Regions from separate parts of the Mus musculus genome. Here regions 1 and 2 are each linked to region 3. Evidence: chromatin loops called from intact Hi-C (ENCODE). Cell type or tissue: gastrocnemius. All regions are shown on one strand.

Region 1 (8,000 bases), 77 kb before region 3:
TCACAAGTGTTGGTGACCTTTCTGAATCACATTCAAGCTTTCCAGTCTTCATGAAGATGGGGAGGCCATGGTCTTCCTATGAGATGCTCAGCAGGACACTCCCATGCTATGCGTAATCTCCAGGTGGAAGGAGAAGGCCAAACAACCACTGAACAATCTCTCCTTTTCCAAAGGGAAAAGTTTGATTATCCCAGTGACTTTGTTAGCAGCCTTTGCTCCAGAAAACTTAGATCTGCATGGAGCTTGTAATTAATATTTAAGTTTAGCTTGATTAAATTTCTCTCGGAGATACTTGGTCATTTCTTGTCATCTTGATAAAGACTAACACAAATGCTTTTTTTGTTTGGAAGAACTTACAGAAGCCTACTCGGGAATGTTGCAAAGTTGCTGGGATAATTTTAGCTGCCTGTGGACTGTCTAGGTGAGCCTGCATGGCAAAGGTTAGCACCACCTTCCGTTTCAACACAACACCACAACACAACCACCACTTCTTAGTCTTGTGGTTTTGTTTTCTTTTCTGTAACTGAGGCTTTCTAAAAGATGCTATTCTCAAATCAAGTAGTAGTCTGAGTTCTCCAAAATTTGATTTCACATGTTATGGTCCTTACAACTTTTGTCTAGTGCTGGACAAAGAGCTTCATTGCTAAAGTCCATCCTTCCAAGCATGAGGGCCAAAGCATCCTCCCAACCTGCCCCATCCAGAACCCACTCAAAAGAGCCAGGTATGGTGGCATGCTCTTGCAGTTCCGACCTTGAGGAGACAGAGATATAGGTGGATCCCTGAGGCTCATCAGGCAGCTGAGCCTGCTTTGTGAGCCCCAGGCATGTGAGAGACCCTGTCCCTAAAAGAATAAAAAGCAAAAAAGTAGATGGCACCTTTGGAATGGAACTGGGTGGTTGTTCTTGGGTTTCCGTGTGTGTGTGTGTGTGTGTGTGTGTGTGTGAGAGAGAGAGAGAGAGAGAGAGAGAGAGAGCACGTGTGCACCCACATGTGCACACACAGACAAATAAATGTAGAAGAAGCGTTCATTTACATAATGATCTCAGCTCCCAAGCCATCTTGTACCCTGTATAAGGGTGCCGTGTGAGGGAATCTGCAGGTGACAGCCTGCCTCCAGGCACAAAGCCCAGAGCTAAAGACTTGTATGGTGTGATGCACGATTTGTTCTACTTTAAAAAATTAAATAAATGCTCTCCGTGATTGTGCTGGCACGAAGAAGCCGTGTTGTGCTGCCCCAGTCTTTCTATAGGTTAGGCTTTGCTTGGATATGCGGGCTACATCTCAGCTTGCCTGAAAGATCTACTCTTTGAAAGTTCTGAAATGAATTTATGAGTACAGAATTTGAATAGATTTCCAAGCCATTAGCCAGAAATTTTATAGAGTGGGAATAGTTCTCATCAAATGAGCTCAATTAATGCAAAAAAATTATATATTTAATGAACAAATCAAAGCAATCTGCTGTGCTAAACTGAGCTAAGTGCTGTAAACGGGACAGAGCTAACACCCTCTAGCCATTCCTAAGTGTCTCAGTTAAAAATAACCTTGAACTATCTTTCAAAGCTCTGGCGATCAACTTTTATCAGCTTTCACGTAGGTAAGTTAAATGTGGCAAGGGACATTCACCAAGTGTCTGGGGCTTGCATAGCAACGGACTCACCAGTGTCCAAAGTTTTGATTGGACTCACCAGTGTCTGCAGCTCTGCTGAGTCTAATCAAAACTTCTTGAGGACATGCATGCATACAGACACACAGAGACAGACAGACAGACAGACAGACAGACAGACAGACAGACACACATACACACACACACACACACACACAGAGAGAGAGAGAGAGAGAGAGAGAGAGAGAGACTGTAAAGGAAAATTAATATGTGACCATTTAATTTGCCAGAGCAAAGTTGGATTTGCACAAGAATGGACACCAGAGCTTGTTGGAAGTGCTGATAAGTGGAACATGCTGACGTGTGAGACTTTTGAAAAAAGAATGTTTGTTTGCCTGGCTTACATTTTTATCTCCTGAAATTCTTGAGTTTAGCATACCCGGTTGCTTTTTTTTCTGAATCAGGACTCTGTCCAGATGAGTGGGGACAGAGACAGCACAGTAACAAAACGATGGTTTGGGGGACAGTCAAGAGGATGCAGGCCGACTTGCTGTTGACCCTGCATAGCCTGCTACCAATTCGCTCTGACAGAAACAGCCTTGATGCTATATCCACAGGATGGAGGCAGTGAGGAGTAAGAGTCTGCAGGTTGTGTCTTTAGCGCTATCAAAGCCCATTGAAACATGTTGGTCATTATAACTGCATGCACACTACTCCTTCATCACGGCAGATTATCCATAATGTAACTTTCCTCTTGAATGGGCAGGGAGAGACCCCAGTGAGCACTGTGTAGTCTACATTTTACCCTAGTGTTTGATAAAAGAGGCTCATTCTACCACTTCAGAGGGTCACAGTGATGTTAAAACATGGCGTTGGATCATGATGGAGTCAAGAGCAGTGGGGTCAGGACATGTGTGATCACCTACAGGACACACTGTCACTAAGCTGCAGATTGTCTGCAGCCCAGGTAGTCATGGTCCCTGACGGGAGGATTTCACGTGTCAATAGTTTCTAGCTTAAGCTTATACTCAGTAATTTCCTCCTCTTCCTCCAGACCCTCGGCAGTCCTGGTGTCTAAGTGAATGACCTTGTTTTCCCACTGTGGCAGGCAGGATTGGGTAGATGAAAGTCAATAGTTCTGTGCTGTGCCATCACTAAGTCTTGACTTTTCGAATCTCAGGAACATGTTTTGCTATTGTTATTTCCTCTATTGCTGCTTCTCTCTGAGAGTTGCCATTCTAGCAAATCAACTGGAAAATGTGGAGTTTCCTTTCATCATGACCATGATGTGGGGGCCTCAAATTATTCAGATAGCATCTTGTGGCATTCCTGTGGGGGCTTAGTGCCTGCAAAACGATTCCCTTCTTTATTGTTTTTGAGGAGAGATAGCTAAGTGGCTGTTAATAGTCATACTGTAAATCTAATTTTATGTAAGACAATGAGATGGGTTGGGGAAGACGGACCTTGCCTGATGTGGACAACAAGAGGGAGAGATGTCCAGATGGGGAGGGTATGAGCCTGAGTCTCTGTCCCATCTCTGAGATAAGGTCAACTTGAGAAGATACAATCCCACTTCATATAGCACCATTAAGATCTCTGCCTGTACACGGATTGCTACTTTGACCTGGGTGTCTGAACCAACTCTTCCGTCATGCCTAGAGTCACTTGCAGAGCAGGCTCATGGCTCTGAGGATAGAATGGCCTGGCAGATGAGCACAGCGGTTGGGCAGTTATTATGCCTCATGACCTGTCAAGTCAGATCAGGACAATTACAAGCCCCATCAGGATGTATGTGGAGACACAGACGAGGCTCACCAGTCATCTTGGCCTTTTCTCACAGTCTCTCAGCAGGGATCTACTGTTGTTCAACTGTCCATGGCCTCTACCTGAGCTATTCTGCTCAGTCCCAGCCCTAGAAGCATCCTTCACTGGGGAACCCTGTTCCCACACTCCTGTGCCCGAGACTTACTACTGCTCAAGGGCTTGCTGTATGGCTGTGGCTCCTTAGGTCTGGATCAATTGTTTGCATTTTTACAGGTCAGAGAGTCAGTGCCAGTGAGTGCCAGTGATGGAGTCTTGGGAGCCTAGACAGTCTACCATAGGAAACCTTGCACAACAGTGCAGGGTAGCAAGTATAGCAGCCACACAGCCAGCCTAGTGTCACAAGGAGAAAATGTGTGTCTGCTGTCACCCCAGAGGCCAGGAAGTTGCCTGTCCACAATTTCTGTCTTCCGGGCCTACCTTGTACAATTCATTGTCTTCACTCAAGACTATGTAGGTATCTTTAGACTGCATTGTCTATGAATGCACAGACACCATTGTTATTCTGACTGGTGGGCAAAGTGTTAATTTGTTAACATATATAATCCTAGAATTGAAGTTGATGCAGCCTGTGTCGGCACGGGTATGCTCTTTAATATGTAGGTGAGATCAGAGATACAAATTGTCTAGGACCAGCTCCCCTGACCTGGGGGACACAGGCACTGAAGGCAAGGAGTCAGAGAGAAGAGACAGCACAGTAGAAGTTGGAAGCTGAACTCGGATGGGGCCAGAGGTGAGGCTGACCAGTAGCTGGGGAGACTAAAGTCTGCTATCTATCTTCTGGCAGGGGACAGTGCAGACAGCTGTAACACAAGCCTCCACATAAATCCATGCCAATGACCTTAGCCTTAGCGTGTCCTCTGATGGGAACAGGCTTCAGCTGGTGTCCCTTTTAAAGCATCCATAGGCACAGCTGGCTGTACAACGATGTTTGGAGGTCCAGGAATGACTGACTGTGCCCCCAACCTTCGTGCTAACAAGGGAGGAGGGGAGTGGGATGTATATGTTACTGCATGAAGCAAGGCTTTGGAGCCAGGAGAGACATGGAGAGTAGATTCCAAAGTTCAAACTAGTTACAAAGGCATTCAGAATTTCTGATCAATGCAGGGAGGTCAGAATCAAAGTCAGATCAATAACTGATATGGCCATTCAATGAACAATGCAATTATTTGGAGGGAGCAGCCCTTTATTACAGGCCGATCTTTGGTTCAGAATCATCTCTCCTTTCAATCTATTTCCTTGTATGCTGTTAGAGCCTGTTAGCAAATGCGTGATAAACTGAGATAAAGCAGGCCATTTACAGATCCGTGTGAAACACACTCCTGCTGGCAGGTCTAATTACTAGCCTATTTGAGAGATTATGGTACAATAAAGTGGGGAGAAATACACCTGCAGGCTGCCTGTGTTACCACCTGACCCAGCCATTACCCTAAAGCTGAGTCTGTCAAGGAACCATCCATTCATCCTCCAGTGGACTACAGAATGGGGGCCTCAAACAAGCTCCACACAAAAGCCTATGAAGAATAAAACCTTAAGTACCTTTAAGCCCTCTTACAATTGTTTTCTGATAGAGAGAGCTCAGCCTGCTCACTTTTTAATCTGTTCTACTGTTCTTTTAAAGAACCTGACAGCTATAAGATGACGAATTAGACGTTCCATGGCACATTAGATGGTGGCATCTGCATTTCCTGCAGGGTGGAAGTGGAATATCACAGGAACAGGCTTCTACAGGGATCTTCCTGTCTGGGTGTGTTATGGTTGGAAAGGAAGGTTCCAGAGCACTGACTGGTGCGGTGTGGTGGAGAGCTACAGGCTGTGTGGAAGGGGATGGACTAAGGCACTCTGTTGGGCTTTGTTGAGCGAAGTGTTATGATTGGCAGAAACACAGCTACAGGCACGTACATCTTTTTTTCTTCTCCAATTTTTTATTAGGTATTTTCTTTATTTATATTTCAAATGCTGTACTGAAAGTCCCCCATACCCTCCCCCCGCCCCCGCTCCCCTACCCACCCACTCCCACTTCTTGCCCTGGTGTTCCCCTGTACTGGGGCATATAAAGTTTGCAAGACCAAGGGGCCTCTCTTCCCAATGATGGCCAACTAGGCCATCTTCTGCTACATATGCAGCTAGAGACACGAGCTCTGGGGGGTACTGGTTAGTTCATATTGTTGTTCCACCTATACGGTGGAAGAACACCCTTCAGCTACTTGGGTACTTTCTCTAGCTCCTCCATTGGGGGCCCTGTGTTCCATCCTATAGATGACTGTGGGCATCCACTTCTGTGTTTGCCAGGCACAGGCATAGCCTCACAAGACAAAGCTATATCAGGGTCCTTTCAGCAAAATCTTGCTGGCGTATGCAATGGTGTCTGAGTTTGGATGCTGATTATGGGATGGATCCCTGGGTGAGGCAGTCTCTAGATGGTCCATTCTTTCACCTCAGCTCCAAACTTTGTCTCTGTAACTCCTTCCATGGGCGTTTTGTTCCCAATTCTAAGAAGGGGCAAAGTGTCCACACTTAGGTCTTCATTCTTCTTGAGTTTCATGTGTTGTGCAAATTGTATCTTGGGTATTCTAAGTTTCTGGGCTAATATCCACTTATCAGTGAGTAATTTCAGTTTTTCTCAAACTATTCCACAAAATAGAAACAGAAGGTACTCTACCCAATTCATTCTACGAAGCCACAATTACTCTGATACCCAAACCACGGAAAGACCCAACAAAGATAGAGAACTTCAGACCAATTTCCCTTATGCATATCGATGCAAAATTACTCAATAAAATTCTCGTTAACCGAATCCAAGAACACGTCAAAACAATCATCCATCCTGACCAAGTAGGTTTCATTCCAGGGATGTAGGGATGGTTTAATATACGAAAATCCATCAATGTAATCCACTATATAAACAAACTCAAAGACAAAAACCACATGATCATCTCGTTAGATGCGGAGAAAGTATTTGACAAAATCCAACACCCATTCATGATAAAAGTCTTGGAAAGATCAGGAATTCAAGGCCCATACCTAAACATAATAAAAGCAATCTACAGCAAACCAGTAGCCAACATCAAAGTAAATGGTGAGAAGCTGGAAGCAATCCCACTAAAATTAGGGTCTAGACAAGGCTGCCCACTTTCTCCCTACCTATTCAACATTGTATTTGAAGTCCTAGCCAGAGCAATTCGACAACAAAAGGGGATACAAATTGGAAAGGAAGAAGTCAAAATATCATTATTTGCAGATGATATGATAGTATATATAAGTGACACCAAAAATTCCACCAGAGAACTCCTAAACTGATAAACAGCTTCAGTGAAGTAGCTGGATATAAAATTAACTCAAACAAGTCAATGGCCTTTCTCTACACAAAGGATAAACAGGCTGAGAAAGAAATTAGGGAAACAACACACTTCACAATAGTCACAAATAATATAAAATACCTTGGTGTGACTCTAACTAAGGAAGTGAAAGGTCTGTATGATAAGAACTTCAGGTCTCTGAAGAAAGAAATCAAAGATCTCAGAAGATGGAAAGATCTCCCATGCTCATGGATTGCCAGGATCAATATGGTAAAAATGGCTATCTTGCCAAAAGCAATCTACAGATTCAATGCAATCGCCATCAAAATTCCAACTCAATTCTTCAACGAATTAGAAAGGTCAACTTGCAAATTCATCTGGAATAACAAAAAAACCTAGAATAGCAAAAAATCTTCTCAATGATAAAAGAGCCTCTGGTGGAATCACTATGCCTGACCTAAAGTTGTACTACAGAGCAATTGTGATAAAAACTGCATGGTACTGGTATAGCAACAGACAGGTAGACCAATGGAATAGACCCAGAAATGAACCCACACACCTATGGTCACTTGATCTTTGACAAGGGAGCTAAAACCATCCAGTGGAAAAAAGACAGTATTTTCAACAAATGGTGCTGGCACAGCTGGCAGTTATCATGTAGAAGAATGTGAATTGATCCATTCTTATCTCCTTGTACAAAACTCAAGTCTAAGCGGATCAAGGAACTCCACATAAAACCAGAGACACTGATACTTATAGAGGAGAAAATGGGGAAAAGCCTCAAAGATATGGGCACGGGGAAAATTCCTGAATAGAACAGCAATGGCTTGTGCTGTAAGATCGAGAATCGACAAATGGGACCTAATAAAATTGCAAAGTTTCTGTAAGGCAAAAGACACTGTCAATAAGACAAAAAGGCCACCAACAGATTGGGAAAGGATCTTTACCAATCCTAAATCAGATAGAGGACTAATATCCAATATATATAAAGAACTCAAGAAGCTGGACTCCAGAAAATCAAATAACCCCATTAAAAAAAGGGGCTCAGCGGTAAACAAAGAATTCTCAACTGAGGAATACCGAATGGCTGAGAAGCACCTGAAAAAGTGTTCAACATCCTTAATTATCAAGGAAATGCAAATCAAAACAACCCTGCGATTCCACCTCACACCAGTTAGAATGGCTAAGATCAAAAATTCAGGTGACAGTAGATGCTGTCAAGGATATGGAAAAAAGAAATTGTTGGTGGGATTGCAAGTTGGTGCAACCACTCTGG
Region 2 (8,000 bases), 650 kb before region 3:
AGTGTATTGTACTGTAGCAAATTATATACATGTACAAAAATCTCACAATAAAACTCATCACAGATAAGTGATGATTAATGGTTAGTTCTCATATCGTATAGACTAGGTTAAGGGACACCAGTGTGGTGGTTTGAATATACTTGGCCCATGAGAAGTGGCAGTGTTAGGAGGTGTAGCCTTGTTGGAGGAAGGGCGTCACTGTGGGGGTGAGCTTTGAGGTCATAGTCTTCAGCTCGACCCTTCTCCTGGCTGCGTACAGAAGGAATAGTCTCTTCCTGGCTGCCTTTGGATCATGATGTAGAACTTTAAGCTCCTTCTTCAGCACCCTGTCTACCTGTAATCTGCCATGCTTCTTACCATGATAATAATGGACTGAACCTCTGAAACTGTAAGCTAGCCTCAATTAAATCTTGTCCTTTATTAGAGTTGCCTTGGTCATGGTGTCTCTTCACAGCAACGGAAACCCTATGACACCCAGATACGATAGTTAGTGTCAGTTGTTAGCTTGAGAAAATCTAGAATCACTTGGGAGATGGGCCTCTGGAATCACCTTGATTACATTAGTTGAGGTGGGATGACCCACCCACTGTGGGTGGCTCCATTCCCTATCCTAGACAGTGTGAATGGAGAAAGGAAAGTGAACACAGCAGGCTTCATTAATTCCTCTCTATCCTGTGAGTGTGGATGGGAAGTGAGACAAAAGGGTCTGAGGGAGAGGGTGCTGCTTTTGCCTGTCTGCTTTTGATAAGTGCATCCACTCTGTTGCTGCTGCTGACACTGCAGAGGGTGCTCTGCTGACATTGGAATCCTGCCTCTTTAGCCTACTGCCATGGACAGGAAGACCTGCAGTGCTGCAGGAGTCTTCTAGCCCTTTATCATAAGATTGGGACTGCTGAAGCATTCTGCCACATGGCCTGAGAAACTATTGGGTTCTTGGGCTCACCAGTGTCCAGGCAGGCAGCCATAGTTGAACTGCCCAGCTTCTGCCATGTAAACCTGGCATTATATGTTCATTCCATGTGTTCTGCTGCTCCAGAGAGCTTCTTTACCCACAGAGCTCTCTTGGCTCTTGGATATGTGGCTTCAGACTGGAGTTTCACCACTGGCTCTATGGTTCTGAGACCTTTGACCTTGCGATTCATGACACCTTAGATCTGCAGCTTAGAGATGTTCTATTGTAGGGACCCACATCCCTGTTATGGAGTGGGCTAATTCTCTTTTAAGCTCTCTCCTGTGTCTGTCTGTACTTCCGCTCAGCTCTGTTTCTGAAGCCCTGACTACCCTGTACCTGAAGCATATACAGAGCACCTTCCATTTAAAGGGTGAAATGGAGAACTTGAGCAGATGCAAGATCTTCCCACTTCAGGCTCCTCCTCCCACTGCAGGCTTGTCCATCAAAGGTTCCTTAGCAGGTAGAGAGTTCTGAACTCCTGGGAGTCACTCAGCCTTCATGACCCCTCGGAGAAGATATTTAAGAGTTGAAAAGGGATGAGCATGACCAAGCTGCTCAGTCATTTTCAGCCTTAGACCTTCGTTAGGACAAAGGGAATTACCAGAGAACTGCTCTGCAGGGATGTCAGAGAACAACTGACCTTTGAGTAACAGTCTGTATTGCATAGTCCATGTACTGATTCTCTGGAATCTTAAATGTAAGGAAACAGAAGAAAACAAAATTTATACTTGTCACAATTATACAAAATATACACAAGTAATAGCCACTTTCACCATTAACTCCATAAAATATACACAGGTCTACTATGGAAATTTAAAAGCTATCACAGCTTACAAACACAGAGTACACTTGAGTTCTGAGTAGAGAGAAACGTTAATGGCAAGAAGTAAAATGTCTCTGAGCTATGCACACATGACTCCTCAGTGTTGACAATGGCCATTCCATAGCCACCTCTAGCACTATTAGGTAGGATCAAGTGACCCAGACATTACAGGACCTACAGCAAGAGTGATGTATAGCTCTGAGGACAAGTGACCACTCACTCAGGGGTGAATACTTTTAACCTGAAATAATAATGCAAGCTCCATAGATACTTTTCCTGCTGCTGTGACAGGCAAAGTCAGAAATTCATGGCTTATTCTTGCTCATAGTTCAAGGGTAAAGTCCACTATTGAGGGGTGGGGGTGGGGGAGAGCTAAAGTAGCAGGGGCTTGAAACAGCTGGTCACAAGACATCCACAATCTGGAGCCAGAGAGGAATGACTGAATGCTGCTGGAGCTCAGCTTGCTTTCTCTACTCACCCAGGCCAGGATTCCAGCCAAGGAATCATGCTGCCCACAGTGGGCAGGCCATCCCACCTCAGTGCAATCAAGAGTCCCCCTTAGGCAAGCCCTGAGGCCTGTCTCCCACAGGGTGCTAAATTCTGTCAGGTGAGGTACTAATGCATGTTAATTGGCTGTTTATGGAATGTCAATGGAATGTTCAGCAACAGCCCGTTGACTGTCCTTATGTTTGGAAAACTCAAACTCAAAACCTAGAGACGGATTTGTACTGCTAGTACCAGGGTAGCCCTCAGCGAGTCCCAAGTTCCCTATCTTCCAACTTAGTCCCCATCACTCTTGTCCAGTCACTCCCACTCACAATGGGGCTGTGAGGTAACATTCAGAAGGAACAGCACCAAAAAGATTGGATCTGGACCCAAACGGCCATGAATGAAGCCTGAGAAACTCCCTCTCTTTCAGAAAACAGAAATTATAGGGTCTGATGCTGGCAGGGAAGAAAGGTGTATAGGGCTGTAAATAGGTTAGCCCTGATACAGTGGCCACGCATGGCCCATTACTGACATTATCCTCTTCAGGGGTGCTCTGCCCATTAGCCAGGAGAGTTATAAGAATGAACGTGGATAACGAGAGACCAGAGAGTACTCTTCATATCCAGTCCTAACCACACTGGAATTACTGCAGGGTCTGTTTGTCCCTTACCCCATGCAGATTCAGAGAGCCTCTTCTTCCTTCCCTCCAGTTGAGGTGGATGGGAAGGGAGGGTGTGGTGACAACTAGGGAACAAGACCAATGAGACAGGACTAGGATAGGGTTAGAAACCCCCTGGCCCTATAAGCCAAGACAAAGGGAGAGGGCACAGAAATGGCTGTACTATGCTTCCAAGCATGTCAATGTCAAGGCTTCTCCTAATAAATCAGGGCTGTGAACAGATCGCAACACACTCTGAGACACTAGCGGACACTTGTTGATGTCAAGTACCTCGAGGCCTTCACACTATACCTGCATCAGAGCATCAAAGCTTGAGAAGTGGATGCATTTCAATGGAGCCACTTACTCTTTCATTTCAAGTATATTCCTCAATAGATTCTTCAAGTCAAACAAAGGTACAATTAATTGAATCATAGACACTGAAGAGCACAGAAATAGAACCACAGATGAGAGCTCTATTCACACTCTAATTGCTTCCTGCAAACATAGGCCTCTCCAGACACCACTGCCTTAAACTGTACCTGTGCACCCATAACCCTATAAACCAAAAGCAAACAACAGCCACATATGTGGACCAAACACACTTTCAGCCCTATGCAAACATTAGGAATCTAGATCTCCATAGACCAAGTTGCTTACAGTAGTGTTGTCAAAAGGCAGAGGACTTGTCCCAATACAAACCATAAAACTAGGAAGTTTAGTATGCAGTTGGGTGAATCACAGAAGATTGTGACCATTCTAAGACAGTGAGGAGATGGCTCCGTGGCTGCAGTACTTGCTACATACGCATAGGAATCTGAGCTTGGGTCTGCAGCATCCATATGAAAGGCTGCTGGTAGCAATACACAGCTGTAACCCGGCATGGGGCAAGGACCCTGGGGGCCCCATGACCAGCTAATTCAACAGACATAGTGAGCTTCCAGGTTCAGTGAAAGAGTGTCTAAAAAAAAAAAAAAATCAGTCAGCAAAGCAATGGACAGAGGCAGCTCAATGTTAATGCTGGCCTCTACACATTCTTGCACACATGAGAGAACCTGCACAAATACAGATACACACATACTTACAGGAAAACTGGGATTACATGTGGGCAAGATGTTTCATACCACACTGCTGTTGGTGCTTAAGGAAATGGCAGGTCACCTGACATGGTTGTCATGCTCCAATACCACCTCCAGATGGCATAAAGACCATCTCAGCCTTGATCCACAAAGGAAGGGCCAGGGGCACTATGGATCTCTCCCTACTGTACTTTAGGATTTAATGTTTGAAGCACACGCAAAAGTCTGTGGTCCAGCATTGACTTAGTTCTGCCAGAGCCGGGGACCTGGGAATGGTGGTTTTGTCCTGGATAACTGGGGAACCACCAGCTGAGTGCATCCCAGGCTGAGCACTACATGAAGCCAGAAATGTTTTTCAGAAAGCAAGAACAGGAACGAGATTGACTTGTTTGTCTGCAGCCACGATGAGTCATTTGGCTGTGAATAGTTGCTGTTGGCTATGAATGGCCACTGTTGATAGAGGGGCAGAAGAAATATCAGATTCTTCCAGCATCTAAGTGTTGAGTCCAGGAGTCAGGCATAAAAAGTGTTTGGGGGAACTACTGCTGACCCTTGCCAAATTTTATTCGTTCATGGCAAAATGAGGGGGAAAAAATGACAGAAGGAGTTTTCTGTAAACTTAAATACAGTCATGAATATTGTCTTATTTGAGAAATTAATTTTCCATCCTGCCTTCCATGTCAAATATCCTTTTCCTTGTGCAATTATAATGCTCTGTAAGATAGAGTAGCTATTTGATTTTGTTTATGATGTCCTTGCTGGCAAAACATGAGATGGGTGACACTGTCAGTCTGCACTTTCTCTCTCAGGCTTTTACCAGCTGGGAAATGGAAAAGTGAAGCCGAGAGAGAGAGCAGGAAGGCAGCTGCCATGAGGGGTGAGGGGCCTTTACTCTCTTTCATTATAAACTTTTGGCAAAAATGACTGAATTGTCTCAGCAACACCCAAGAGCTCTGGTGAGTGGCTGGCTCTGTGTGTGTGTGGGGGGGGGGGGGGGGGGGCTGAGCACCGGAGTGTCCTCCTTTGCCTCCTAGGCCTCCATTTATGTTCTAGGCCAGAAAAATAGATGGAGGACCTTTTTAACATGGAGCACAAGGTATTAAACAAATGTCACTATGTCAAGCGCCTATGTCCCTCATTAGAATTAAAATCCACAGTGTCCTCATCTTTCTAAACACAAGTCATGCCAAGATGCAGTTCTAAGGACAGGAGGCAGGCAACGTGCTCTGCGGATGAGTCTGGAGAAGAGTGTGGGTGAGGGGCTGTGATTAGTGTTTCTTGGTTCAAAGTTGCCTCCCGATCACTTCCTCTCTGGGAGTCTCTTTCCAGCCAGTTTCTCTTAAGTCTTTTAGAGCAGCGCGTCCTTCACCTCCTGGAATTTGCTGTTTCCTTTGTTTTTTGCTCTCTTGACCTACAGCAGTTCATCTCTCTAACCAGGGCCACTTGCTATAGAGCGTTTCCATCTCCAAACGTCTGGCACAGGTTGGACCGGAGACAAGCATGTCTTCTTCAGTTTAACTGTCTGGCGGGACAGACCCCTCCCACCAGAGTCCTGTAAATGGGTTCACCCGCACCTCTGTTCTTGCATCGAACAGGTCTGCCTATGACCCCATGCTTCTCTCTTGGCAATCATTTGCTCAGTCACTCAACAGATTTTATTCTCGAAAGTATGTGAAGAAGTGGCTGTGTTCTCAACATGTGTGATGCTCTCATCCTCAGTGGCTTAAATGTCTCTCCCTCACAGGAGAATGCCTTGAAGGAGGTGGTGTGGCCATTGCCATTTCCAGTGCTTGGCACAGAGTGTATATGTAGACAGTGCTCTGACAAAGAGAAAACAGCGTAATCATGTCCTTTTGAGGACACTCTGTGTCCTGGGCACTAGGGAAGCAACATATGTATTAATTAATTATGTCATTGAAAACTCCACATTGTCCTACCCCTTATTTATTTATTACCCCTTCTACAAAAAAGAAACTGGGGTTCAGAGAAGTCAAGTGATTTGGCCAAGTTCAAGCAGATGATACCTGATAGAGTCAGGATTCGAGCACAGAAAATTGGTTCTAAGTTCTTCTCAGTAGAACATTGCACCATTCAGTCACAATGCTTATTGAATAAGTTAATGAATGGACACACCCCAGGAAGCAGAGATGATAACATGGCTAATAAATGCTTGCTATGTTAGCAAGCACGAAGCCCTGAGTTGGATCTTCACAACTCACACAAAAAAATCCCCAACCTGTTGGCAGGTAGAAGGAATCCCAGAGCTGGGGAGACAGGTGGGTCCCTCGGGCTCACTGGCTAGCAAACATAACCAAATAAGGGAGGCCTGAGCCAATGAGAGCCTGTGCCTAAAAAAAAAACCGAGGTAGGCAGTACCCTAAGGAATTACACACAGGTTCACATTTGCCCTCTGCATGTGCACACATGCACACATATGTACCCCCACTAACACAAACAGACTTATATAATAACATGTGCTAGGATCACAGGAGTGCTAGTGTGATGTGCCCTGCAACCTGGTGCTCCTTATAAATTCAAATAGCAGAAGTTCCCCCCATCAGCCTCAAATTCTGAAACCTTGCTAAGTATTTCCTTTAACAGTTTACACATGTGTCTATCGATTATAGGTGGTCTCACAATGCATTCATTGCAGAGCTGTTTGGGAAACGTTCCATAATGAGCTCTTCCACAGAGCTGAACATATTTCCTATCTCCTGAGTCCTTTTCTAATTCTCTTAACTCAGTCTGGGAAGTTTAACATGTAAATACGTTTACTTCAAGAGTTCACATTTTAGTCAGAAGGGGGGAAAAACAATTAAGCTGAAAATTGATGGTTTTGGAAAAGATACAGAAGGTTCACAGTATGCTGATTGGAAAAAATTCTAATGAGTAAATAAGAAAGAAAGAAAGAAAGAAAGAAAGAAAGAAAGAAAGAAAGAAAGAGAGAGAGAGAGAGAGAGAGAGAGAGAGAGAGAGAAAGAGGGAGGGAGGGAGGGAGGGAGGGAGGAAGGAAGGAAAGAAGGAAGGAAGGAAGGAAGGAAGGAAGGAAGGAAGGAAGGAAGGAAGGAAGGAAGAAGGAAGGAAGGAATAGAGAAAGAAAAAGGAAAAATGTGCTTTCCCCTTTTCTCATTCACTGACTATTGACTAAATAAGTACTGGATGAGGGCTGTCCACAGATTAATTTGTCAGTTCGGTGTGCAAGCTCCCCTGAGCTCACTACAGCTTGGACTCAGTCCTTTCACCTAATTCCATTACAGCGCAGAGACTGGATAAAAGGAAAGATGAATGATATTTAAAATTAGTATTTCCCTACCCAGGGCTATTCTACAAATCAGATAGTATCAATTGTTTTCCTAGTCCCAAGTTGATAATTTCAGAGACTCGATCCTGACCGCCTATAAAACAGAAACCCCCAGTGAGCTAGAGTCACAGCTGTGGCTTGCTCCCACCCCCCAAGCAGATTCATTCATTTGGACTTAGATTTCAGCCTAGACAGACTCCCATGGAAGGAGAGGGTGGGAGCCTGAGTTTGGCAGCCTCTGAAGACCTTGAAGAATTGGACCTCAATGCCTCGGCACGTCTTTGTGAAGATCCTTTCTTACTGGCCATTTAGTTTTCCTCTCTTGAAAGACATTCTTTAGTAATGTGGGTCACTTAGAATCTTAAACATGGAGCAGACTGTTACAATGATGCCATTCAGGACTGTGCAGGAGGCAGGCTCTGTGGGATCATACACAGGAACTGGGACACTTAGGCACGTTCCCAAGGACTCAGCAGCCAGACACTGGACACAGGGCAGTCACTGCTTCCGGGCCAGGAGACGACAGGAACACTCTAGGGAGAGAAAGAGACACTGAGAATAATCTGTCCTTTCTGGTTTTCCTTTTCTATTTGTCAGAAAAAGTCACACTGATATATATTTAAGAAAATATATTGAAGATATAAATATGGTTTTATTGGAGGGGGGTTACAAAGTATAATACAGAAAGTGGTAATCTA
Region 3 (8,000 bases):
TCGTAGGCCCTTCCAGTTATGGCTTCTCTAAGAAGAGTTCAGGCATCCATAGCAACAATTTACTAGGATAGTTAGCTGCAGTAAACCTGGTGTGACCTGTGGGAATAGTATATGCGCAAACACACACAGACACAGACAGACACACACACACACACACACAGAGGGGGGAGGCACTTCCTTTTCCTATTTAGATGTTGAAAATTCTTTCCAATTCCTAGTCTATATTAATATATAGACACTGTATAGTTGTTTAGGCTTGCTCTGACAATATTCCTTTCAGTTCCAGACTCAAAGTCTCACCATTAGTTTGTCATGGTCACATGACCTTGGTGAGTGACTGTTTTATTGGGCTATAACACTGAAGCCTGTGGAGAGAGTTGGCGTAACCTGAGGCACTCAAAAAACAGTTTCCATACGGAATGTACTGGATGCTTAAATAGATGTATATTAAATCAGAAGTGTTTCTTTAAGGCTTCCTTCCTGTTACTCTGTGTTCCGTTACCTCTGAGGTCCGTGCATTAGCAGCACAGTAGATTTCTTAAGGAGCCAAGCGCAAGGAGATAAATTTGCACAGTGATTTTTGTCTTCTGTGTGCAGTAGAAGGCTAATTTAAAACGATGGTGGGGGATCTTCTATTTTCACCTGGCTGAAGTTCAACAGGAACAGAATAAGACCCTGTCATAGGAAACTCTTTCACAGAGACATTTTGGCAAAGCTAACCCTAACTCCTTTCACTGTCTTCCAGGACAGCCCGGACACTGTTCAAGTGAGCAACACCCCTGCCCAAGTGACAGGCTCCCCACAGCACAGCCTGGGGAGGTTTCTGTCCTGGATTTTCAACCATGCTAGTATTTCTCTGCTTTGAATTAAGGATGCGAAAAGGAACTATTTTATAATAGAATCAATAAGGGACATACAATTTCATTATGGTTATAGTTTTAAAATCATAAACCTCCATTTTCTTAATTTCAGAGACATATTTAATCATTTTGGGCACAGGACATTACTTCATTTAATTACTATGTAACAGGAGCTTACGTAGACCATTTGATCCACTTAACAGGCATAATGAAAAGAGAGGCCACATAACAGTTCCATTTGGCGACCTATCACTACTGGGGAGTTTTCAAGTTTTCTTCTTTTGGCTTTCTGTGCTCTCTCAGTCTTTCCTGACTCTTACTCAATTCTCACCCTGAATTACGCCAGGTTGGTTCTTAAGGCTGCCCCTGCCAATGAGGAGACTGAGGAGCTGGCAGGAGTTTTAGTCTCCAGACCAGGCCTTGAGGGTCAAGACCACCACCAGCCTTCTATTCTACGCACCTCCCTGCGGCTTCGATTTGGCTAAGTCAACTCCAAAGTGCTGGCTGCAGTTCTCACTGTTTCCTTTTCAGAACCAAGCCTTCTGGGCCACAGTTATGATGTCCTGAGCCCACCTGCAAGGCAAATCTAGAGTACTGTGGCTCGGCTTCGGGGGCCCCTCCATACCGAAGCACTCTCCCTGGGCTGCTTGTCTGGATGAAGGTGCTCTCAGGGCCAGCATGTCCCCTTACTATTGCCCGAGCCAGGGGATGACTGCCTTTATGGCCGTCTCAGCTGTTTGCCTGACCACTCCTCTCTCATTCGGCCATTGTTCCAGAACACAACTGGCACAGCTGCTCTAATTCTCAATCCTTCGCATTTCTTCCATGATGGATCATCAACTGCCGAGGACAGGCAGAGTCTCCCCGTCTCTGCTCCCACAGTGCTTGCCTCTACTCCTCTAGCACACAGCAGAAGATTCTGAACTAACATCGAGGACCCTAAGATCGGACTGTGCCCTATCGGTCAAGGCCTACGTGGCCCTGAGCGAGCTGCTTAGGATCTGTTGCTTTCAGCTTGTCTAGAAGACAAACATTTCACAGTAAGGCTATTTGTGAAATCTAAATGATGTACTAAATCCAGACTGCAATGTATTTCATATTTATATCAGTGTCTACATAGGAGTTTTATGTGGCCTATCTAGATGGAATTTGACCAAATCTGAAAATCTGGCTGAAATCTGTTGGCTGTAAGGGATGCCTGAGCAGAGTCTATTCTTGGGTGTGTCCTGAGTCCCAGGAAGCAGCTGTGGAAGAAGACAGTGACCCTCAACACCAGCCTGGTTTGGACTGAGTCTGCAGACAGAACATTTCAAAGTCGGTTATTTTATTGTATTTTCACAGAGAGATAATGCAGTTTAAAATACGGACTTGGCAAAGCCTCTGAGTGTTAGAGACTTCATTACCAACCTTCAGCCGCTCCCTGCTTTCATAAGAAGGAATTTTTAGAAATGGGTGAGAGTTGTTACCAATCCACTGGTAGAAACAGCAGGTATCCCCTAAGCTCATGGACCCAACAAAACTTCTGCTGGCTTCCAACATTCAGTACAGGAAACATCTGTTAAGCAGGATAAAGATCTAAAAAATATTTGTAGGTAGCCTAGTTGAGCTGAACACTGGTAATTCATTGGACATTGACCCTGAATCTTTAAAGCCCCCTTCCGGTCAAAGTTTGAAACTTTGGACTGTCCTCAACTGGGGGCTCTGGGCTGCAGGCTATACACAATGGAGTCCATAATCTCTGGGGCTCTGCAATCAGCAACCTAAGCATTCCGACACACTAGCCCTGGGGATCCTCCCTTCTGCTGGCAAGGGAACTCAAGGTATTTTATGAGATGCCAGGGCATTGATTCAATGAGCAAGGACCACGTTTATTTTAACCAGTGGGGAGAAAACAAAATCAAAATAGAAATTTCAGCTAATTTATGGATAATAAAACGCATCTGTCTAATTGATTAAAGAATGTTCATAAAAATTCATGGCTGTTTCTTCTCTTCTCTTCTCTTCTCTTCTCTTCTCTTCTCTTCTCTTCTCTTCTCTTCTCTTCTCTTCTCCCTCCACTCCCATCACCAGCAAATCATCCCCAATTCCTTCTCTCTAACACATGAGGATACATTTCCAGGGACACGTCCTGGGGGTGGAGTGTTCTCGGAGGGGGAGGAAGGACAGCTGGCTGGAGACTGGGAACAAGGTCACAGTGTTCATCTCTGGGGACCATAGAAGAATGGAGAATTGGCTCTTTCATCTCCTGTCTCTGCTCTCCCTTTTGCTGCCCTGAGTCTCTGCTGTCCCCAAGTGGCCAGCTAGGCCACGTATGTGACCCTGAGATGCTAAGGGGTAGGTAAAAGTTTCCTAAAGGGTTTCCTGTTGAGATTTGCAAGCTTGGACTCTTTAACCCTTCATTCATGGGACAGTCTGTGCATGATGGCAGAAAGGTCAGTGAGCAGCTTTCAACTAGCAGGAAACTGGCGCTGGTTCGAGCAGCAGCAGCAGCAGCAGCAGCAGCAGCAGCAGCAGGACAGGTGGGTACAAGGTTGAGACCAGTGTCTGCCTCCTGTGGGCCACACGGTTGTCGCCAAGGTGACTCAAAGATTTTTTGGGGGGGGGGCTGCTTTGACCTCACAGAGAGGCTATCAATCTCTGTGTTGCAAAGATTCCCTTCCTACCTAGCTAGACTCCCTGATTATCACTGGAATATTTGTCCCTGGTGCATAAGAGCTCAGAGCCCCAGCCTTTAAAGAGCTAAGATGAAAATTAAGTGGAAATGGATAGAAATATACATAGCATTTTGTATATGCTCACTCCATGAGAGGTATACATTTATCATCATTTGTGTCATCTTTGTTAATAACTTGTGAATTTGTTTAGAAAAAATAAAATTGGATTTTTTTTTTTTTTGGTGTCTATTTCCAACCTAAAGAAACCATGCTTTGTTCCCTATAGAATGAAAGAACCTCACAAGTAAAGGGAAGGAATTCCTTATAAAGTCCACTGAGAAACACAATGAGACTTGAGAGCAGCATTTGCCACTGAGTCTCTCCAGAATATTGTGACGACCCACGTGGCAAATGGTGCTTACCATGGAGAATAGAAGCCACCAGAGCTAGATGTAGAGAAAAGTCCTGTGAAGCCACCATGATAGGTTGACAAATGCACCTGCCAATAACCTTAAGCGTGAGCCCTCCCAAATGCAATGTATTTATCTCCATTGTTCAGAAATTATCAATCAAGTGATTGCTTCTCCTAGAGAAGCAAGAGCACACAGGAAATGGGCCATGAGAACTTAACCTTGAGCAAAAGCTTAAATCTCTTAGAACTGTGCGTCAGATGGAAGATCAGAGGGAGGAAGTGGGAAAAGAACGGAGCCATGTGTGGCTTAGAAGGGTTAAATGATCAGATCCAATAGCGGGGTGACTGGAATGCTTTCAAAGCTGATGCAAGGCTGGATGACTTTCTGAGGCTGGGGCAGCTTTAGGCAGATTGGAATGAGCACTTCTTTCTTGCCAGGTGAATTCAGGAGCAGAGGAGGGAAAAGAAGGGCTGTGGCCCAGCCTGGGCTGGAGGGCCCTGCATGTGTGGCCTAGGGTGAGAAGTCTCATTTGTCTGGCTTCTGGGCATACCACCTGCAAGTATGAGAGATTTACAGAGTAGATACTACTGTGATGGCCTCAGGAACTACAGGTCAACCCTGCCTTCAAGGGACGAAGGAGTATCATACTCAATAGTTGGGATGGTAGCCAGCCATAGACATAGGGAGTGAGTGATCTGTGTCAGAGACCTGCTGCTTCTCAAATGAAGGTTGGATGAGGGGCTTGAGCCCTGGCGCCCCTACAGGTCCTAGACAATGGTTTAGCCGGTCACAAAAGCCAAAAAGAAAAGGCAGAACCCTCACCTCTCCAGGTCACCATGGGTGAACAAGGTGGCCCAGCTCCAAATGTGCAATGGAGGTTCAGAGGCTCCATTTACACAGTCCAGAGTATATTTCTCCCAGCTGTGTAGGTTTGATAGTCAGGTGAAATGCATGGACTTTCTCGGTTGCAGTCCAGGCTTCAGGAGTGTTCTCTTCAGCTAGGTAGGTCTCTTGGTGCTTTTATGCAGTGTGAGATCTCTAAGGACAGGAACTTCCTTTTAGCCCCTCCCTCCTCCCTTCTTTCTAATTCCCCCCCCCCCCCCAACAGAGGTGTCTCTCTCTCTCTGTCTCTCACTGCCTCTGTCTCTCTCTGCTCCCATCTTCCTTTCATACCCAGCACAGTGTCTTGTAATCTGGTGACCATACAACAGATATCCTCTAGATCAGTGGGTCCCAACCTTTCTAACGCTGTGACCCTTCAATACAGTTCCTCATGATGTAGTGACCCCCCCACCCCAACTATAATTTTTTTGTTCCTATTTCATAACTGTAATTTTGCTAGTGCTATAAATTGTAATGTAAACATCTGTTCTCCGATGGTCTTGGGCGACCCCTGTGAAAGCACAGATTGAGAACAGCTGCTGTAACTTATAAGTCACAAATGTCAACAAAACAAAATAAATGGCAACAGAAAACAAGGCAGGGCCCAACGGGAAGTTTTCAGCTCTGTGGGTGAGCAAATCCTTTCACCTCCTTATTAGACCTGTGCCCTCCATTCATTGGCAGACTGACACTGATTTAGAAATCAGAAGGCTTTATATGTTTGGAATTAAACCAGAGGTCATAGCATTTGCAGAAGCACCGGTGAAGAGGGCAGAAGCCCGGCAGCATGGGTGTGCTGGCTCTGAGGGCTCTGTGTCCAGACAGGGCACGACTGCCTGGGGGAGAATCGAGGCTGAGTGCATGCGCCTGAGGGCTGAACAAAGGAAGCAGGGCCGGAGAGGGGACATTTTACCACCAATTTAACTAATCTAATCACGTTTTTGTTGTTGTTGTTGTTGTTGTTGTTTGTTTGTTTGTTTTTATTCCTTCTAATAAGGTTATTTTGACTCTGAAGCTCTGACCTGTGAATTAGGTAACTATTCAGAAATAAAGAAAATAGCTCTTTTACTTGGACCAAGAGCCAGAGAGCAGAGACACACTCTGTGGTTTATGTCAGAAATGATTCCAGCAACAGACTTTGGAACTCCAAGGTCTCTTTTCCACTCTGACCCTGAAGCAGCGTGCTCTGCTGTAACTGTGGAGGAGCACTCATAGGGAGCACTATCCAATTCCTGATGCTTGGCTGCCCTGTAGCTCAATGCGCCTTTATATTTGAGAGCACCGTGGGCCATGTCTGAGGAAACCCTGGCTTAGCTTGCAACACACATACACTCTGTGACACTTAGTGTTTACTTGCTCCCAGGAAGTACCGCAGCGGCGGTTCATCTAATTTCCAACATTGTTCTCGCACAGGCGTCTGGCTGCTGGGAGCCCCTCCTGAGCCTCCCACCATGATGACCAGCCCTCAGGCTTCGAGCATGAGGTAACTCCACGTAGCAGAGGTGAGGAAAGGAGCAAGTGTGGTGGGTAAACAGAGGCTTTAGCGATTTTGTGTTGGAGAAGATGGCTGCTCCGAGCTTTGGTACTTCAGCTCTGCTGCTAACCAGCTGTCCTCGGGACAGTCATTTCTCCCTTCACGAGCTACTGTTTCTTCACATATCAAGGGTGGCAAGTGGTCTCCCCCAGTGCTTCCCGGGAAGATTAGGCTGGGCAGCTATTTGGGCTATTTATGTATATTATGCATATTATGTATATTTATGTATATTTATGTATATTTATGTATATTTACTAACCTTTTGCAAGTGCTTAACACACACACAAATACACTCTCTCACCAGCACAAGTTAAAGTTCTATTTGTATGTCCCAGCGCCTTGTTTTTTATTGGATTTTATCAGGATGGTTTCTTTCCCAGTCTTAACTACTCTTCACCCACTTAAATACTCACAGTCTTCCCTCATAAGAACAAACATAATTTCTACCTAACCATATCCACATTAGTGAGTATGTAACTTACTTCAAAGTTTTCACTATGGTTAAAATGTCTAAGAGCTTGAGTCTCCTGTCTTTAAGTTTTATTCCTACACTTAAAGGTCGGGTCACATTTATGATTATGTTGAAGTCTAACTGTTGCACACATTAGGAACTGGGGTAAAAGAAATTGGGATTTTTCTAGAGATCACACAGCCCCAGGGCCAGATGTCTGCCCTGGACTCTGTACCCCTCCTCTCAAATTCACAGCTTGCCTGACTCCCATGGAAAACCAGTATGCGTTTCAGACCTCGCCTTAGAGAAGGAAGCAAGAAGCCAAGCTTTTAACAGTGTTGCATATTTATTCCCTGCAAAAACTCACCTTAGTTCCACCTCTAAGATGAAACAGAAATAGTTGTCACATAGAGTTGCTTAAGTGTTGAGTATGTGGGGTGTGTGTGTGTGTGTGTGTGTGTGTATGTGTGTGTGAGAGAGGGGGGGGAGAGAGAAAGCATGTATATGTACACACAAGTACATGATTTAAAAAGTCACTCCATGATCTGGTCAAAGAGGCTTCCTCTGGAGGTTCCTTGCTGTTTATCCTGCTATCTAAGCAAAATGCATTTTTTTGTAATTCAGGATAACAAATTCCAATTTATTTTCCTTGTATTTTTGGTAGCTTGCCTTTGGAGAACATTATCTGAAGTGAAGGTCAGCCCACTCTGTGGGCACGGAATCTTCTGGGCTAACTAAGGGCAGAGGTGCAGGGTTCACTGCAAATTTACAAAGCTGGCTTTAAAAGCTGACACTGTAAAAAGCTAGTTGTCAATTTTTAGTGTATACCAAACTCTTATGCCTTGTCTTAAAATAACGCTGTGACTTAATCAAATGTAGAAGCTCCGGGTTTCCAGGGATTCCAGTAAAGGGCATTACTATGTTTAGAAGACAGTTGTGCAATTTGCATACTTATTGGGGCCCTGGCTATGGAGAAGATCAAGGGCAGACAGGGCCCTCACAGGGCAGACACATTAACTGTGTGCCAAGTTGACAGGCTTCTTACTTATTTGATATAAAAATAAATCCACAGCAGAGTGTGTGATGGAAGGCAAGCTGACTTCCTTCTTCTGTTCTTGGGCAGGGGGGTGACGACTCATCTGGGCTGGCTACACACTAGGTTCAGTGAGGAACTCCAGACCTGCAGGCTCACACTTTGCTGCTCAC

Evidence for each region. Hi-C counts contacts between places; a loop is a spot of excess contacts. Peaks named below come from ENCODE experiments on the same cell type or tissue, not always from the same donor. Only the 100,000 strongest peaks of a DNase experiment are listed, where the experiment ranks them.
Region 1: it touches region 3 in a loop (2.5-fold over the local background); 4 of 42 quality-filtered maps call a loop at or near these places.
Region 2: a loop joins it to region 3, with 2.6 times the contacts of the local background. A loop is called at or near these places in 2 of 42 quality-filtered maps.

The regions. Positions count from the first base shown.
Region 1 is chr17:10,412,962-10,420,961 of GRCm38, forward strand. The region is part of intron 4 of Pacrg (PARK2 co-regulated); the gene reads right to left. Among named protein-coding and RNA genes, the nearest start is that of A230009B12Rik, 39 kb to the right of the region's middle. In gastrocnemius, no CTCF peak of the experiment used is centred here; a DNase peak (open chromatin) is centred at 3,395; H3K27ac peaks cover 2,562 bases.
Region 2 is chr17:9,841,532-9,849,531 of GRCm38, forward strand. Gm34799 (a long non-coding RNA gene) reads right to left here. Exons shown (of 2, transcript XR_003952248.1): 2 at 3,177-7,835. Among named protein-coding and RNA genes, the nearest start is that of Gm34799, 61 kb to the right of the region's middle. In gastrocnemius, a CTCF peak has its summit at 4,119 (motif pointing right); DNase peaks (open chromatin) are centred at 4,214, 7,541 and 7,744; H3K27ac peaks cover 1,621 bases.
Region 3 is chr17:10,490,231-10,498,230 of GRCm38, forward strand. The region is part of intron 4 of Pacrg (PARK2 co-regulated); the gene reads right to left. It overlaps A230009B12Rik (RIKEN cDNA A230009B12 gene), which reads left to right. Exons shown (of 2, transcript NR_077237.1): 2 at 1,064-2,827. Gm16168 (a long non-coding RNA gene) reads left to right here and starts at 2,968. Exons shown (of 3, transcript XR_003952273.1): 1 at 2,968-3,379; 2 at 6,223-6,311. In gastrocnemius, a CTCF peak has its summit at 3,153 (motif pointing left); DNase peaks (open chromatin) are centred at 764, 3,181 and 6,230; H3K4me3 peaks cover 250 bases; H3K27ac peaks cover 7,595 bases.